Linked DNA regions of Homo sapiens: regions 2 and 3 are each linked to region 1. A link is a contact called in ENCODE Hi-C or POLR2A ChIA-PET data. All regions are on one chromosome and are shown on one strand. Each heading gives the region's core, a stretch centred on a gene start or an enhancer-like site at or near the end of the contact. The rest is flanking DNA. Distances are from core to core; before and after follow the strand shown.

Region 1 (4,904 bases), core at 1,187-3,686:
TGCATGACAGGACAAAGCAGCTCCATCTCCTCCTGACTCAACAGCCTCCTCTCCCCAGTCCCGTGCCCAGCCTCTCCCAGTTCCCACTCCCGTCTGACTCGTGTAGGCACACTTGAGGAAGGGGCGTATCTGGGGACCGTGTGGCCTCACTGGCCTCTGCTAAAAGTTGTGGGCAAGCCGGCAGGCCTGGGGGCTCCCACTAGAGGTGGGGTCAGATGTTGGGATGGCCAGAGGGCTGCCCAGCCTGTGGGCACTAGAGCCAGTGAAGGGCCAGAGGCAAAGCAATGCAAGTTGTCTTTTAAGGCTGGAGTGGCGAGACGGGACAGCAGGGAAGTTGTTCAGCAGACAGAGCGCAGACAGGACTGGGAGGAGGGAAGGGACGGGGTGCAGACAGGACCGGAAGGAGGGAAGGGACAGTGAGGCCAGGGAGTGGCGGGCACGGGGGTTATATTTGTTCCCCGTGGCGTCACTCGGCACCAACCTCAGACTGGGTGAGGCCACAGAAACATCTCCCACAGTGCGGGAAGCCGGAAGTCCAAAATCAAGCTGCTGGCAGGTGGGTTCCTTTGGGAGGCCTTGAGGGAAAATGTCCCCACCTGACAGCATCTGGTGGCTGCGGCAGTCTTCTTCTCGGGGGGTCCCCGACTCCACCCATGTTGCAGGGCTCCGGTCTGCCGTGTCACCAGCTGTCCTCCCTGTATCTGCACTCTAATATCCTCTTCTAAGGACACGGCTCGTGCTGGGCTTAGGGCTCGTCCTAGTGACCTTACCTTGACTCGATCGCATCTGCAGAGACCCTGTGTCCATGTGAGGTCACCATTGTAGGCACGGAGGGTTTGGACTTGTTGGGGGTGCAATTCAACCCACAGCAGGGTCTGAGGGAATGGGATCCAAGAAGGGAGAGGAGCGGTGGCCCCAATGAAGGGCCACGAGGAGACAGGGCAGGCTGGTCTGGTTCTGAACAAGGATGTTGACCCTCTCGTGAAGGCAGTGAATGGAGACAGGTCTGGGAGCCACCAGCATGGCCTCGGCCTCCTGAGTGCAGGGCAGGAGACTCATGGCGCGCAGGGCCCGTAACACGCTGGAGGCCAGGATGGACCCGACACAGGGGAGCGGGAGGCTCGGCCCGGCCGTGGGGAGCGAGGAAGGGCCGCTGGATGTGCCTATTGATAAAGAGGTTTCCAGAGGCTATTGGAATGGCCAGGCAGAAGCTAGAGAGCGCTAAGGAAGCTGCTTTGGAAACAAATGGGCCCAGACTGTGATGGGTGACATGTATGAACCCCACTGTGGGCTGGCTGCTGTGTGAAAATTATGTGAGTCAGTATGAAAATACCTAGGAAAGGGGAGTGTGCCACCCTCCTTGCTCCATGTTGCGTGACCCAAGATGCCGCATGGGCATCAGCCCAGCCCTGGCCACCACCAGGACCTTCTGGGAACCTGGAGCCTTGCATTTTCTTGTTCCTTTCTGCCACTGGGGGAGGAGGATGGATGGCTGGAGCTGCCTGCCTGGCCTGGAATGCCCTTTCTCCCCGTCTGCGGGGTCCCCCACATCCTGCAGCCCCTCACGGACCTACTGTCAGTGTCCATGTCTCCCACTGGACCCTCCCTGAGCAACTGGAGGGCAGGGACATCAGACCATTTGATCCCAGCTCCCAGCACAGAAGCTTAGTGCCAGGGGCACCCAGAGAGATGGAATGAGGCAGACTCGGAGGTCTGTATTTTTTATTGTGGTAAAATAGCTATACCACAATATTGGCCAACTTAACGATTTTTACGGGAACAATTCAGTGGCATTAAGTGCCTTTACAAGGTGGTGCAACTGCTTTGAGTCTCTGCTGGTGATGTCACTTTGGCAAAGGGACGAAATGAGCCACCAGTGCGTCAGGCCTGCTCAGAGTTGTTTGGAGGTAGCATGGACACAGGTGCCTGTCCCTGCCCCCTAGCTGGGCTGCAGCGCATCCTAACAATGCTCCAGGGGCTGGGCCGGCCCTGAGCCTGGAGGTGGGCAGGGCTGCAACTGCCTCCTGGGCCACTAGAGGGCATGTGGGAGCCACTCACATGCACCCCAGGCCCCACTTCCTGGGTAGGGTGCCTGGCCCCTCAAAACGAGTGCTGCTCTGAGCTTGTTGGGATGGATCTTTCCCTCCTTCAGCTTCCGCCTGCTGGCAATGCATGGGGTCCTGCGCCCCCATTTCTGCCTCGGTGTCACAGGGCACACCCCTCTCCCCTCAAGGTGGCTCTTCTCCTCAGGACACCACTCCCGTTGGATTTAGGGCCCACCCTACCCCAGTGTGATCTCGTCTTCACTAGTTACCCTGCAACGAGCCTATTTCCAAATAAGCCTGTGTTCTAAGGTACTGGTAGTCAGGACCTCAACGTGTCTTTTGGGGGGACACAGGGACCCCAAGATGCCCCACAGCAAGTGACAAGGGGAAGTGATGAGATCAGGGTCCCAGGACCTGCCAAGTCTCCCCACACACGGGGGAGCGGGGGTGGGGCCCACATCCTTCAGTCACGGACATGCCCCAGCCCAGGGCCCTGGTGCAGGGAGAGCTGCTCTCTGTGCCCTCCTGGGGCAGGTGCCCGCTGTGCTTCTCACAGGCCTCCTTGCCTTTCAGAATCAGTTGTCTGGAAACCTGCTGAGGAAATTCAAAAACAGCAACGGGTGGCAGAAGCTGTGGGTGGTGTTCACAAACTTCTGCCTGTTCTTCTACAAATCACACCAGGTAAGTGTCTCGCACAGGGCAGGTGGCCCTGGGACCTTGGGGGTGGCAGCATGAGGTGAGGGGGCCGCCCTCCTCTGGAATGACTCAGGCCTCTTGGGCTCCAGGTGTCACGGGGATGACAGGGATGCTGGCGGGGGGCCCTGTCCACCCGAGGCCCTCAACTCTAGGGAAGACTGACATTATCATCCACTGAAGGACAACTTCTGCCCTAGGAAGGGCCACCTGTCTTCTGCCTGGACAAGGGACGGGGGTTGGCTTTATCTACAGCTCAGTCCTGGCGGGACTTGCCACCCGGGCCATCACGTACAGGCAAACACTGGCTGCCATGGTCCCTTCCAGGCCCACGCCCGAGGAGGGAGCTGCCTGGGCTCCCAAGTCCCTGTCTGATGCGGGGCAGCAGCCAGGCCCAGCAGCAGAAGCTGACCCCGAAAAGCCACTTTGCTTTGTTTCCCCTTTCCAGGACAATCATCCCCTTGCCAGCCTGCCTCTGCTCGGCTACTCGCTCACCATCCCCTCTGAGTCCGAGAACATCCAGAAAGACTACGTGTTCAAGCTGCACTTCAAGTCCCACGTCTACTACTTCAGGGCGGAAAGCGAGTACACGTTCGAAAGGTAGACACCCCCTTCCCACGCACAGGGCCCTGCAGAAGAGGACCCCCTCTTCCAAACATCAGGATTTCTCCCAAGTCAGCGAGTGAGATGGCCCCACCCTTCCCTGCCAACTAAGCGTTTAGACCTGGGGTCCCACTGCCCGACACCAGCAGGCGATTCTGTTCTCATGGCAGAAAGTGGGGTCCCAACTTCCCTGCGCCCTTACCCTGCACGGTGTTGGCTGAGGCCCTAGACATCTTGCTTGGAGATCTCTGACATAACGTGTCCGGGATGATGAAGCTAAGCCCCAGTGAGACTGCCTACATGGTGTAATGGCAGGGACTGCAGACTTCATTTAGCCAAGAAAGAAATGCAACAGTCAGGCCTAAGACTGTTCCTGCAATTCATATTTTGAATAGAGATCCTGGGCCTCTGCAAATTGCATCCCCAAGCCGACTACTTGTGCAGTTTGCCCTGCTGAGCCCTCCTCGCCCCGGGAGGCAGAAGGGGAGGGGTCCTCAGCAATATGCTGAGCACCTCCTAAACAACATCACCTGAAAAAGGAACCTAGAGGAGAGCCATTCTCAAATCTGATCCTGGACTGAGCTCGAGAGCTGGGTTGAGAGCTGGGTTGATCAAAGTTGGGATTTTGCTATTATTGTGACAAAGGGTCCAGCCTTGCAGTCCAGATCCTGAAAGGCCTGGGACAAGGCCAGGTAATTTGGGGAGTCCGTCCTGCATTGTGCAGGATGTTCAGCGGCATCCCTGGCCACCCACTAGATGCCCGCAGCAACCCCTCAGTTGGGACATCTAAAAATGTCTCCAGACTTTACCAAATGGGACAGCATTGCACCCATTTGAGAAGCACCGGTAGAGAGCAAATACACAAATATATAAAAAGGGAGATTTGGGCGTGGTGGTGCAAGCCTGTAGTCCCATCTCCTGGGAGGCCAAGGCTGGAGGATCGATTGAGCCCAGGAGGTAGCTACAGTGGGCGATAACTGCACCACTGAACTCCAGTATGAGTGACAGAGCCAGACCCTGTCTCAAAAAAAAAAGAAAAAGAAAAAAGGAAGGGAGAGCTTCCACTAAGCAGGATGGGACACGTCCCGCCATTCTCTGCCATGTCCATGAAAATAGGAGGTAGCGTTCTCCCCAGCAACCAGAGGCCACCTCGCTCCTAACTGCTCCAATGGAGCGGGCAGTGTCACTGCAGCAAGGTACTTCCAGCTCCACACTGAGTGAGTGCCCAGGCCAGTGGGTCTCCACTGTACCTCAGGAACGCCTGGGTGCTGGCTGTTCCCTTGCTCTTCTGCTGAAGTGGCAGATTACCAACCAGGCGGCCTGACTTCACCTTGTGTTTCTGTAAGCGATGCCCACCAAAGTGTCAGGAGTCCGTCCAAACAAAAGGTTGACTAACTGGCGTTCCCGTGTTGCAGGTGGATGGAAGTGATCCGCAGTGCCACCAGCTCTGCCTCGCGACCCCACGTGTTGAGTCACAAAGAGTCTCTTGTGTATTGATGGCCGGACACACTCGTTTCCGCAGTGGCTGCTTTCCTGGAAGACGTTTCCTTTCTTCTGTATTAA
Region 2 (4,904 bases), core at 1,363-3,862, 64 kb after region 1:
TCTGTAAATGTGCAGCTGGGCGGGAGAGCCAGCGAGGATGCCTCCAGCAAGGCAGTGCCACTGTGTCTGCTCCACCCGATTCTCCCTCCTCAACTTTGTAAAATGGCTGAACTATTGAATAAATATCTGAAATACCCTCTGTAGAAGGAGAACACACCACTGGAGAGAGGGAATCCGGTAAGAAAATGGGGGAGAAGTACTTAAGAGGACAACCGTCAGGTGCAGGGAAGCTAACGGTAGACCAGGAATGAGGAAACTCTGGCCCTAAATCCCAGCTCAACAGCCAAAGGGCTGCAAAAGCTTTGAAAGCCTGAGCAAATTAGCAAGACAGGCCTGCGGGCTCCTGGCACAGGGCCAACGCTTCACACTTGCCTGGAATCTGAGTATTTGTCCTAGTGTTGATAGTAGAAGAAAAGGAAATCACTCAGCTTCTCTGGGCCATGGTTTTCTAGCCTAGAGAAAGAAAGATAAGGGCTAGCCACCTCTGAAGGCCTTTCCAGCTCTAATTATCTTTGGCTCTGATTTCTCTGACTTTACACAAGGAATACCGTATCTTAGGGCCAGCTGAGCCAAATCAATTACAGACTGCAAATAACTTAAAAGACAAGTATGCCCAGTGTCTGCAGATGAGGAAACAGAGCCCAAAATTAGACTACCACACTCCCTGGCTTCATTCCCAGCCAGGACGGGATATCCTGAGGCAGGTCTCCAGGTCTCCAGATCTCCAGAGCACAGAGTCAGGAAGGCGGGAGACAAACAGAAATGTGATGGTAAAGGCAGCCTCCCCTCTAACTAGGTCTTGTCTCTAGCTTCTTTTATGACACTTCCCAAAAGCCCATTGCAGATCTCTTCCCCCAACCCTAAAACCTCTATTCCACCAAGTCAAGCTCAAGTGGTGTTATCCCATAAACCCACATGGCCCAAAATGCAACAGGGAAAGTACCAAAGGAGAATTCAAACACCAATGCATAACAAGTGTTTGACATTACAATAAACTCAAAAATATAAAGAAACACGTAGCCTGCAATGACGGTCCCAGCTACCCAGAATTCTTCCTGCTCCCCACCGCTTCTTGCTACTTCAAATACTAAAATATGAAAGGCTAATTATAAAGCTAATAGAAGAAAAAAAATAAATATATTTGTAACCTATGAGAAGCTGATGTATTTCGTATACAGGATCCCAAAAGCAGAAATCATATAAGGTGAAAAACTGATGGATTAACTACATTAAAATCAAGGATTTTTTTCCCCAACAGAGGACGCTTCAAAGTTAAAACTAGTGTGATAAAGTCAGAGAACACACCTGTGGTATCAAAAACCAACACTAAGAGACAAGAAACATAGTAGGAAATTTCACAGAAGAATGTATGTTAATAAACAGCAAGAGTATTTGCCTACAAGTAAACCACTAGCCTTTCAGGGTCAGCAGAAAAGAATGCCAATTTAAATGCAACTTACACCACAAGCCCCACTGGAGAGCAGAAATGCTACTTAGAATTTCTGTTGGGACAGAAGATGAGATCTTTCTTGGTAAACTTATTGCTATTGTCCGGGAAAGTGAGGGTGGGAGGAACAGGGGGTATTTTAAAGGGGCCAGGGGCATGTCTGTGTACACAGTGTCTGGTTCCATGCCATACGAGCTATGGCAGAGAGAAAAAGCACTTTCCCCTAACTCTCAGAAAAGGTGGTCTTAAATCAGAATGAGTTAACTTTGTAACATACCACAAACTAACCTTCAGGGCCACGCCTCATATTTTATTCCCATGAAGCTCCCACTTAAAACAATTCACACCTTCTCTGCTTTGAAGTCCATTCTTCAGCTTTGCCAATTTCAAAGCTGTTTCATCAGTTCTCAAAGGGATGGTCAAGCTTGAGGAATGTGACTAGCGCTGGTGAGACTCACAAGAGCTCCTGTTCACAGACTAGAAATAATTTGTAATGAATTAATTTGTAATGTGGCTACCAGGCCAAAACATATAGTTTTGGGCACCCTTTTTTAGTTTCACAATACTTCATAAGCCTAATTATCAGACAATTATTTCCTGACTAGAAAATTGAAAGGGAATTTGATAATCACATGTAATAAACACATTAAACTATAGAAAACTTCCTAGGAGATATGAATTCAACAGAATAATCCTAATGGTTAAGAACATACATAGATGCTCAAAGTTATGATTAATAGAAATGGAAATAAACATAAAATACTGTTATAGCTAAGAGATTGGTGAAAGAAAGTTTTATAGTATCAATGTTGCCAAGAACGTAGACAAACCATGCTCAACACAATTAGCCATGATTAGTCATGAGGGAAATGCATGTGAAAACCATGAGATACTGCTTAACACAATTTTAAAAAAACAAACAAGGGGAAATTGAAACCTTCATTCACTACCATGAGAACATAAGCCACTACTGAAAACAGTCTCAACAGTTCCTCAAAAACAAAAAAAAAAACCAGTTCCTCAAAAGGTTAAACATAAAATTTGTATATTACAGTAAACTCTTCAAATTTTATGTTGCCTTGGCATCCATTTTGAATACAAGTTTAACTTTCTCATACCAGAAGCAGGGCTTAGTCACCCTTGACACGGTCTCCAGTTCTAGACCACACCCAAAAGGCCCAGCTCGCTGGCCAAGATAAGAACTTAGAGGCATCTCCTACACCCAGCAGACTGAGCTCCCCATGTTCCATCTGCTTCCTTTAAACAGAACACTCAGGCCTGCCCGAGAACTTACAGAGCCCCACGCCCTGTTCCCTCTTATATAATGTATACTGCCAGTTGTGCACACTCTCTCTGTCGCTCTCTCTCTCTGCCTGACTCTTCATTCTTGCCTTGTGTAACCCAGGACAGAGGACTGCCTCCTGCCCAGGATATGTAAGTAATAAGTCTTTGAACTTGGATTTGACCACGACATATTATATGTAATATCAAAATATCACATGTACCTCAGATATCTGTACAATCATTATGTAGCCATTTTTCAAAAGCATCTTCTAAAATATATGTTTGAACTTGCTTCCTGTTGTGATGGTGTACGGACTCTGTACCCTCCATCCGAAGAACCAACCACATTACCCCAGGACGTGTGGGAGCAAACAAGGTTGGACTCCCAGCACCAGAATGATGGCCAGGTAGTCAGACAAGACCCACAGGGGTGTCCGTCAGTATAAACAAGTTTCCCGAGTCGGGGCTCAGACCATTATGCGTGAGCCCATCCACCAGGTAAAAGAAGCATCCTGTGAAAGGCACACGGTCATCACCCACATCCAGCTGCCTTTCAGTTCCCCTTAGGGAAGGGTCGCTAGCTACTCTGATACTGGAACCCAATTCAGATGGGGGCTCCCAAAACACATTTGACCCAATAACCCCACTCCCAAGTAATACATCCAAAAGAAAGGAAAACATATCCACACAAAAACTTGTACACGAATGTTCATGGGAACAGTATTCACAACAGCCAAAAAATAAAAACCCAAATATCCACCAACTGATAAATAGATAACAAAGTGTGGTCTATCCACAGAATGGAACATTATTCAGCAATAAAAAGAGCTATTGACACATGCTGCAACAGAGCCCTTGAAAACATGCCGCGTGAAACAAACCAGACACAACAGGACACATGTTCTATAATTACACTTATATGAGGTGTCCAGAATACGCAAATCTATAGAGACAGAAAGGAGACTCGGGAATCTGGGAAGAAATGGGAAGTGAATGATGATGGGTAGAGTATCTTTCGAGGGGATGAAATGTTCTAAAATTGTGGTGATGGCTGCACCGCTCTGTGATATACCAGAAACTCTTGAATTGTATATTTTAAGTGGGTGAATTGTAGATCGGTAAAGGTTTTTATTTTTTTACTTAAACACAGAAACAAAAACCCACAGCTAAACCAGGCATTTAGCTGGTAAGGCTATTCCGAACAACCACACGGTAGTATTTTTTCCTTACTAATAAAAGAGATAGACAGTGTCTCACTCTGTTACCCAGGCTGGGGTACAATGGCACAATCATAGCTCACTGCAGCCTCGAACACCTGGGCTCAAGTGATCCTCCCACCTCGGCTTTCCAAAGTGTTGGAATTACAGGGTGAGCCACTGTGCCCGGCCCCATATTCCCACATGGTAGCATTTACCTAAAATGAATATCCTACTCCAAACTCTAGAGTACTGACGGGAAATAGTAAGCGTCTTAGGACAAGATACTCAAAAATCATAAGTCATTAGGGAAATGCAAATTAAAACTACAATGAAATACCATTCCACACCTACTAAAATGGCAAACATGAAAATTACTGACAGTACCCCAAATGCTGGTGGGGATGCAAAATTATACAGGCACTCTGGAAAATTAAACAGACATTAAATAGAAATTAAATACCTATCCTACTCATAAGTATTTGCTCTAGAAAAATGAAAAACTTATGTTCATACCAAAAAAGTGCATCAATATTCATAGCAACACTGTTCATAATCACCAAATTCTGGAAACACCCACATGTCCTTCGATAGGTAAACCTGGTTATACACACCCTGGTGCCCTACTTAACAGTAAAAAGGAACAAACAAGTGACACATGCATGAACACGGAAGGATTCCTCAGGCATGACAATAACTGAAAAACGCCACTAACAAAAGCCACTAACAACAGATGTGTGATTCCATCTACGGTGCTCCGGAAAAGCCAAAATGCTAAGGACTGATCAGTGACTGCCATGGGCGGGGGATGGTTCAGGAATTCTTTGGAACGTTGGCATTGTTCTGGTCCCATGTGTGGTGGTACTTATAAGAATCTATACATATGTTACAACACATAGGACTATACATCCAAGAGTGAGTTTTACAGTAATTTTTTTTTTTTTTTTTGAGACAGAGTCTCGCTGTGTCACCCAGGC
Region 3 (4,904 bases), core at 1,619-4,118, 56 kb before region 1:
AACCTGTGCTTTTAGTTTCAAAGGGATATAGAGAAAGCACCCGCCTTTCTCATGAAATAGGATCAGATTTCACCCAGTTAGGAAGTTGTAAATATGTTCAGGACCTAAAACCCTTTATTGAGCTCTTCCAGGTTTGCTTATATTTCCCCCTTATCTTTTATCAAAAGAGTTCCAGTGATTCTCTATTCATGCACCAGAAGTTTATGACAGCATAATTATTACAAATCACATCCCAAGAAGAGTTAAGTTGGCTTCCTGCCAGGTAGTAGGGAGTGACATTGTGAGAGCAGTGTGGTATTCAAGGCGGATTTTTTCTTGACAGTTTTTGACCTGCACGCATAGCCTCTGAGTATCGGATAAGAGAAACAATAGGCCGGGCGCGGTCGCTCACACCTGTAATCCCAACACTTTGGGAGGCTGAGACGGGTGGATCACCTGAGGTCAGGAGTTCGAGACTAGCCTGGTCAACATGGTGAAACCCCGTCTCTACTAAAAATACAAAAATTAGCTGGGCATGATGGCGTGTACCTGTAATCCCAGCTACTTGGAAGGCTGAGGCAGGAGAATCGCTTGAATTTGGGAAGCAGAGGTTGCAGTGAGCCAAGATCATACGACTGCCCTCCAGCCTGGGTGACAGAGCAAGACTGTCTCAAAAAGAAAAACAATAAAGCCAAGTGGAGTTTTGAGTACTATCATTAAATTTCAAATCACAATCCTGAACCATTTCTAAAAAGTATTAAGAAGGAAAAGAAGTGTCTCACAATTGAATTAATGTGCTTTGATTGTGTTTGACACAATCCCTAAGTATTGGGAATACCTGGGTAATGTAGTCACGTGCAAAGCCTGTGTCTCGGAACCCACCTTCTTGCCAGTGCCCTATTGCTTCATTCTTGCCACGTTAAATGAACAGGCCTGGTGTTCCAGTGGGCTCCAGAGGAATTCTAATTTCAGCTGAGACTGGGCAGATGGGAGTTGGTATCCGGCAGCTCCCCGTTGTTTCTCCACCTTGGATGGAGACAATGACTCCCTGGCTGCCAAAGACAATGAAGACATGTGAATCCGGCCCAGAGACTGTGCTGGCCTTGAAGACACACAGCAGGCCTGGCCTCCCATCCTCAGTTCTACCGGTGCTGTTGGAAGCTTGATGGGCCCAGGAGCCAGACCAGCGTGGATGAAGCAGGGAGTTGATTGCAAACCTGCTGAATGTTAACCATAGCTGCCAGGAAGGCGTGTGCTTGGAAGTCTCTTTCTGCCACATTAAACGTGTCATTTGCAGCAAATTAAAATAAATCCACGTTGCAGTTTCCATGTGTATAAAATGAAAATAGTAAGTCCATCTTGCTGGGTTTTATCATATCAGGGTTGTTAAGATACAGTATATAAAGCCCTCAGGATGGTACCTGGCGCTTCCTAAGTCCTGGCAGCTAATGATTGTGGTGGTTGTCATGGTTTTTATTTCTATTTATCTTTCTTTTCATCATTATCTTGGCTAGTTTCTTCTCTCCCTAGAGGCAGACTTAGTTTGTATGCCAAAATCCTATAATTAGTGAGAAATAATGATCCAGGAACAGGTATCATCCGATAGCCACAGATCCTGTGAGTTCTCTGCAAAAGTCATCTCTACTGAGCAGTCGCCTGCCAGCCCTCTTCCTTTAGCTCCCATAAGCAAAACAGACCAACTCCCAAGTTGCTTGTTATGCATTTCCTGGCTCACTGCTACTGTCTTTCTTTTTAGGGTTTCACTAAGATCAATGCCTTCAACTGGGCCAAGGTGCGGAAGCTGAGCTTCAAGAGGAAGCGCTTTCTCATCAAGCTCCGGCCAGATGCCAATGTAAGTGGTCCTGGCGGGAAAGGGGACCCGTTGAGCCATGGGATGGCGTGTGTCCTGCAAGGGGTGGAGGTCTGCTTGGCAGGGCTTCTGCTGAACCTCTGGCCAGTGCTACCCAGGTGCTTTTGTCCACATGAACGCCGAGCGTCTCTAGGACAGATGTATCCAAATGGTCGGTAACTCTACGGCTGTCATCGTTGGTAAACAGAGAGCGTAAAGGAGGTACATGAACATGTACCTGGGGAGAGGGTCATTTCCCTGCGCAGATTCAGGCAGCCCCTCCTGATAAACAACCTGAGCTGTGCTATTGCTGTGCATCCAGCCCCAGGCTACACCTGGAGACCCCATTCAGTATCCTGCCCTACCCCAGGCATAGACTGACTTCCCCAATCCCTGCTGGAGGCCCTGAGCCCCCAGTGGAACTCATTTTCATGGGCTAATTAGGTTCCCTTCCCCACTTACTTCCCACAACACGCCTAACACTGTGGCCCACGCCAGGACTGGGACGGGAAGGGAGGAGAAGCCTCTTCTTTGTCTGCCAGAAATGGCGACGGAGGAGGTGGGTGATGTGTCCTGGGCGTCTGTCCCCAACCAGCGTGTAGAGTTCTTTTTCCCATGGCAAAGAAGATGATAAATGGCAATTAGGCTTATAGTGTAGCTACAGTCTGGGTTCAGTAGGTTTTCATGGCCCGACCTGGGAAGCATATACCCATTTTAAATGGTTTTCCATGGAAAAATTCACTGGAGTTCCAAAAAGCTGCCTTATAGATAAAGAACTGCAGCACAGCTTGTTTGTAAGTTGGGTCCACCCAAAACTGTGAGATCCCCCAAAATAGTTAGAACTGCTGGGAATGCTAAGGACAGTAGTAACTTTTGTTTATATAATATGGCCACTTCAATTGGGAGCAGAAAATTTCTATATCCCCTTTCCAGAATCAAAGGGCATGATTTTTTTCAGCCAAGAGTGACACTTTGTGCTCCAGAAAAAAAAATTCATTTCCTGTGTAGTTCCTGGGGTGGCCTGGAGCCCGGAGCCGTGGGCGACTTCACAGAGAAACGACGTAAGAGCCAACATTGACACGAAGTATGAGGAAGAGGATGAACGTTGCGTTTCAGTGATTTTAAGGAGGCAGGAAGGGACTTTCAGTATCTGGGTTTTGTTTTTCAAGGAAATGTAAGCCAAATAAACATAATTTGTATATGAAATCTGTCAAAAAATGGTGTCACTTCCATTGAAGCCACGTGGCTGTTTCTGTTACCCGTCTAAGAGATTCTGTGGGGAAGAAAATGATGGACTAGGGACCACATCTTGTCCTTAAGAATAACTAGAGTTTAGTAAGTCTTTGCACTGATGGTCATGCTATAATAAAATACACAGCGAAAACTTTATCGGACAAAGCTATCTTCTGCCCCTTTTCTCCTATTTCAGTGGTGTATCTATGGGTAATGGAAAAAACCACCGTTGTATTTTCCCTTTTTAGAGTGCGTACCAGGATACCTTGGAATTCCTGATGGCCAGTCGGGATTTCTGCAAGTCCTTCTGGAAAATCTGTGTTGAACATCATGCCTTCTTTAGACTTTTTGAAGAGCCCAAACCAAAGCCCAAGCCCGTCCTCTTTAGCCGGGGGTCATCATTTCGGTTCAGGTGAGGTCGCCACTTTGTGCCTCTGTTTGCTGGGTGCACGTTTTTCCTCCCGCCTCTCACAGCCGCTGTGACACACAGCAGGTCAGGGAGGTGAACGCTCATTGGCCTCCAGGAGCTATGGCCAAGCGGGGGCGCTTGTATCTTAATCCCAGTGGGCTCTGTTTGAACAGCAGAGGCACCAGGCAAAGCCACCCAGTCATGGTAAACGCCTAGCGGGAGTCTCTAACTCAGAAAGGATTTCTCTCTCAGTAGAAGTACAGTGTCTTACTAACATTTGGTGTTGCTTCATAGAATATGTGGACTTGGATGTTATTGGTGAACTTTTCCATTCATTTTTAACAAATCATTGTCTGCCATGTGTCAAATACTGTTCCAGGCACTGAGCCCAGTGATCCCTGCCTTCACTAAAGGCACAGGCTCTTGGGATGGTTGCTTAGTAACCAAACACAGTTATCAAGTGGGCTTAGTTAATTGAACATTTTTTCTGTATATTCAAGGAAAATATCAAGAGACTGAGTGGACCCAAAAATACAGAGTCTGTCAGGATTGCTTTTAGTCCTGGCTAGCCAAGCAACCCTGCATCTCTCCCAGTTAGGGAAGGAGGGGAAGTGAAGCCCTGAAGCATCATTTGTGTGTTTAAATGAGAATGCCTTGGTATTTCTCCCCTTCCCTGTTGTGGTCTCTGTTTCAGTGGTCGGACTCAGAAGCAGGTTCTCGACTATGTTAAAGAAGGAGGACATAAGAAGGTGCAGTTTGAAAGGTAAGAGAAGCTTCAATGCTACTTCCAGTCTGAGAAGGCTCAGACTCGCCAGGTAACAGTTTGTTGCTGCTAAATATTTCTTTACCCAGACTTCAGACTTGATGTCCCTTGAGTTGTAAATGATAGTCTCAGTCATCCTCAGCAAGTCCAGTGTTAGAGAGGAAGGTTTTAGAGCCCAGGGGCACACCCTCGAGAGTGAGATGAGAACAGACAGAAAGGACTAGGGGAGGCGGGAGAGGACATACTGGGGAAGGAGAGAAGGGCTTAGGACATCACAGTGGGGGATGAAGCATGATAAAAACTAGCTCACTGGTGAGTCCTTCAATATTTTGGGATTTGTATTGAAAGCATGTCTATGAACATTTTAATTAAATCAAGTAAATCTGGATGAGCAGAAACAGGATTTTTTCTTTCTCAAAACAGGGTCTTGCTCTGTTGCCCAGGCTGGAGTGCAGTGGTGTGATCACAGCCCACTGCAGCCTCAGCCTCTGGGACTCGATCAATCCTCCCACCTCAGCCTCCTGAGTAGCTGGGACCACAGGTGCCCACCACCACTCCCAGCTAAATTTTTGTAGAGATGGGGTCTGCCTATGTTGCCAGGGCTGGTCTCAAACTCCTGGGCTCAAGCCATCTTCCCGCCTTGGCCTCCCAAAGTGCTGGGATTACAGGCA

The links. A loop is a pair of places that touch in the nucleus more often than their neighbours do. ChIA-PET counts read pairs that join two places held with the same protein, here RNA polymerase II (POLR2A). Pooled maps may share reads with other maps.
Region 2: a loop to region 1 is called in a map with no recorded cell type, with 6 times the contacts of the local background. The contact joins two enhancer-like sites. A Hi-C loop is called at or near these places in 4 of 168 maps with a recorded cell type or tissue (prostate gland, testis, transverse colon and 1 more), 6 of 37 single-sample maps with no recorded cell type and 11 of 50 pooled maps. POLR2A ChIA-PET finds 5 or more read pairs at or near these places in 5 of 52 experiments (CD4-positive, alpha-beta T cell, GM12878, H1 and 2 more).
Region 3: a loop to region 1 is called in a map of right cardiac atrium, with 3 times the contacts of the local background. The contact joins two enhancer-like sites. A Hi-C loop is called at or near these places in 1 of 168 maps with a recorded cell type or tissue (right cardiac atrium). POLR2A ChIA-PET finds 5 or more read pairs at or near these places in 3 of 52 experiments (AG04450, H1 and activated T-cell).

The regions. Positions count from the first base shown.
Region 1 is chr13:98,443,480-98,448,383 of GRCh38, forward strand. It overlaps FARP1 (FERM, ARH/RhoGEF and pleckstrin domain protein 1), which reads left to right. Exons shown (of 27, transcript NM_005766.4): 25 at 2,619-2,726; 26 at 3,187-3,338; 27 at 4,757-4,904. The coding sequence ends at 4,838. It overlaps STK24 (serine/threonine kinase 24), which reads right to left. Exons shown (of 11, transcript NM_001032296.4): 11 at 1,706-4,904. Among named protein-coding and RNA genes, the nearest start is that of FARP1-AS1, 10 kb to the left of the region's middle. RefSeq lists enhancers at 1,761-1,810, 2,581-2,630 and a silencer at 2,356-2,650. Within about 2 kb of position 2,437, at least 13 of the 41 ENCODE cell types and tissues checked have a DNase peak (open chromatin) inside an H3K27ac peak, as active enhancers do; they include CD4-positive, alpha-beta T cell, where a contact is called at or near this core.
Region 2 is chr13:98,507,044-98,511,947 of GRCh38, forward strand. The region is part of intron 2 of STK24 (serine/threonine kinase 24); the gene reads right to left. Among named protein-coding and RNA genes, the nearest start is that of STK24, 68 kb to the right of the region's middle. RefSeq lists enhancers at 1-83, 84-683. Within about 2 kb of position 2,613, at least 29 of the 41 ENCODE cell types and tissues checked have a DNase peak (open chromatin) inside an H3K27ac peak, as active enhancers do; they include CD4-positive, alpha-beta T cell, where a contact is called at or near this core.
Region 3 is chr13:98,386,648-98,391,551 of GRCh38, forward strand. It overlaps FARP1 (FERM, ARH/RhoGEF and pleckstrin domain protein 1), which reads left to right. Exons shown (of 27, transcript NM_005766.4): 9 at 1,736-1,831; 10 at 3,310-3,473; 11 at 4,165-4,233. Among named protein-coding and RNA genes, the nearest start is that of FARP1-AS1, 47 kb to the right of the region's middle. Within about 2 kb of position 2,869, at least 3 of the 41 ENCODE cell types and tissues checked have a DNase peak (open chromatin) inside an H3K27ac peak, as active enhancers do.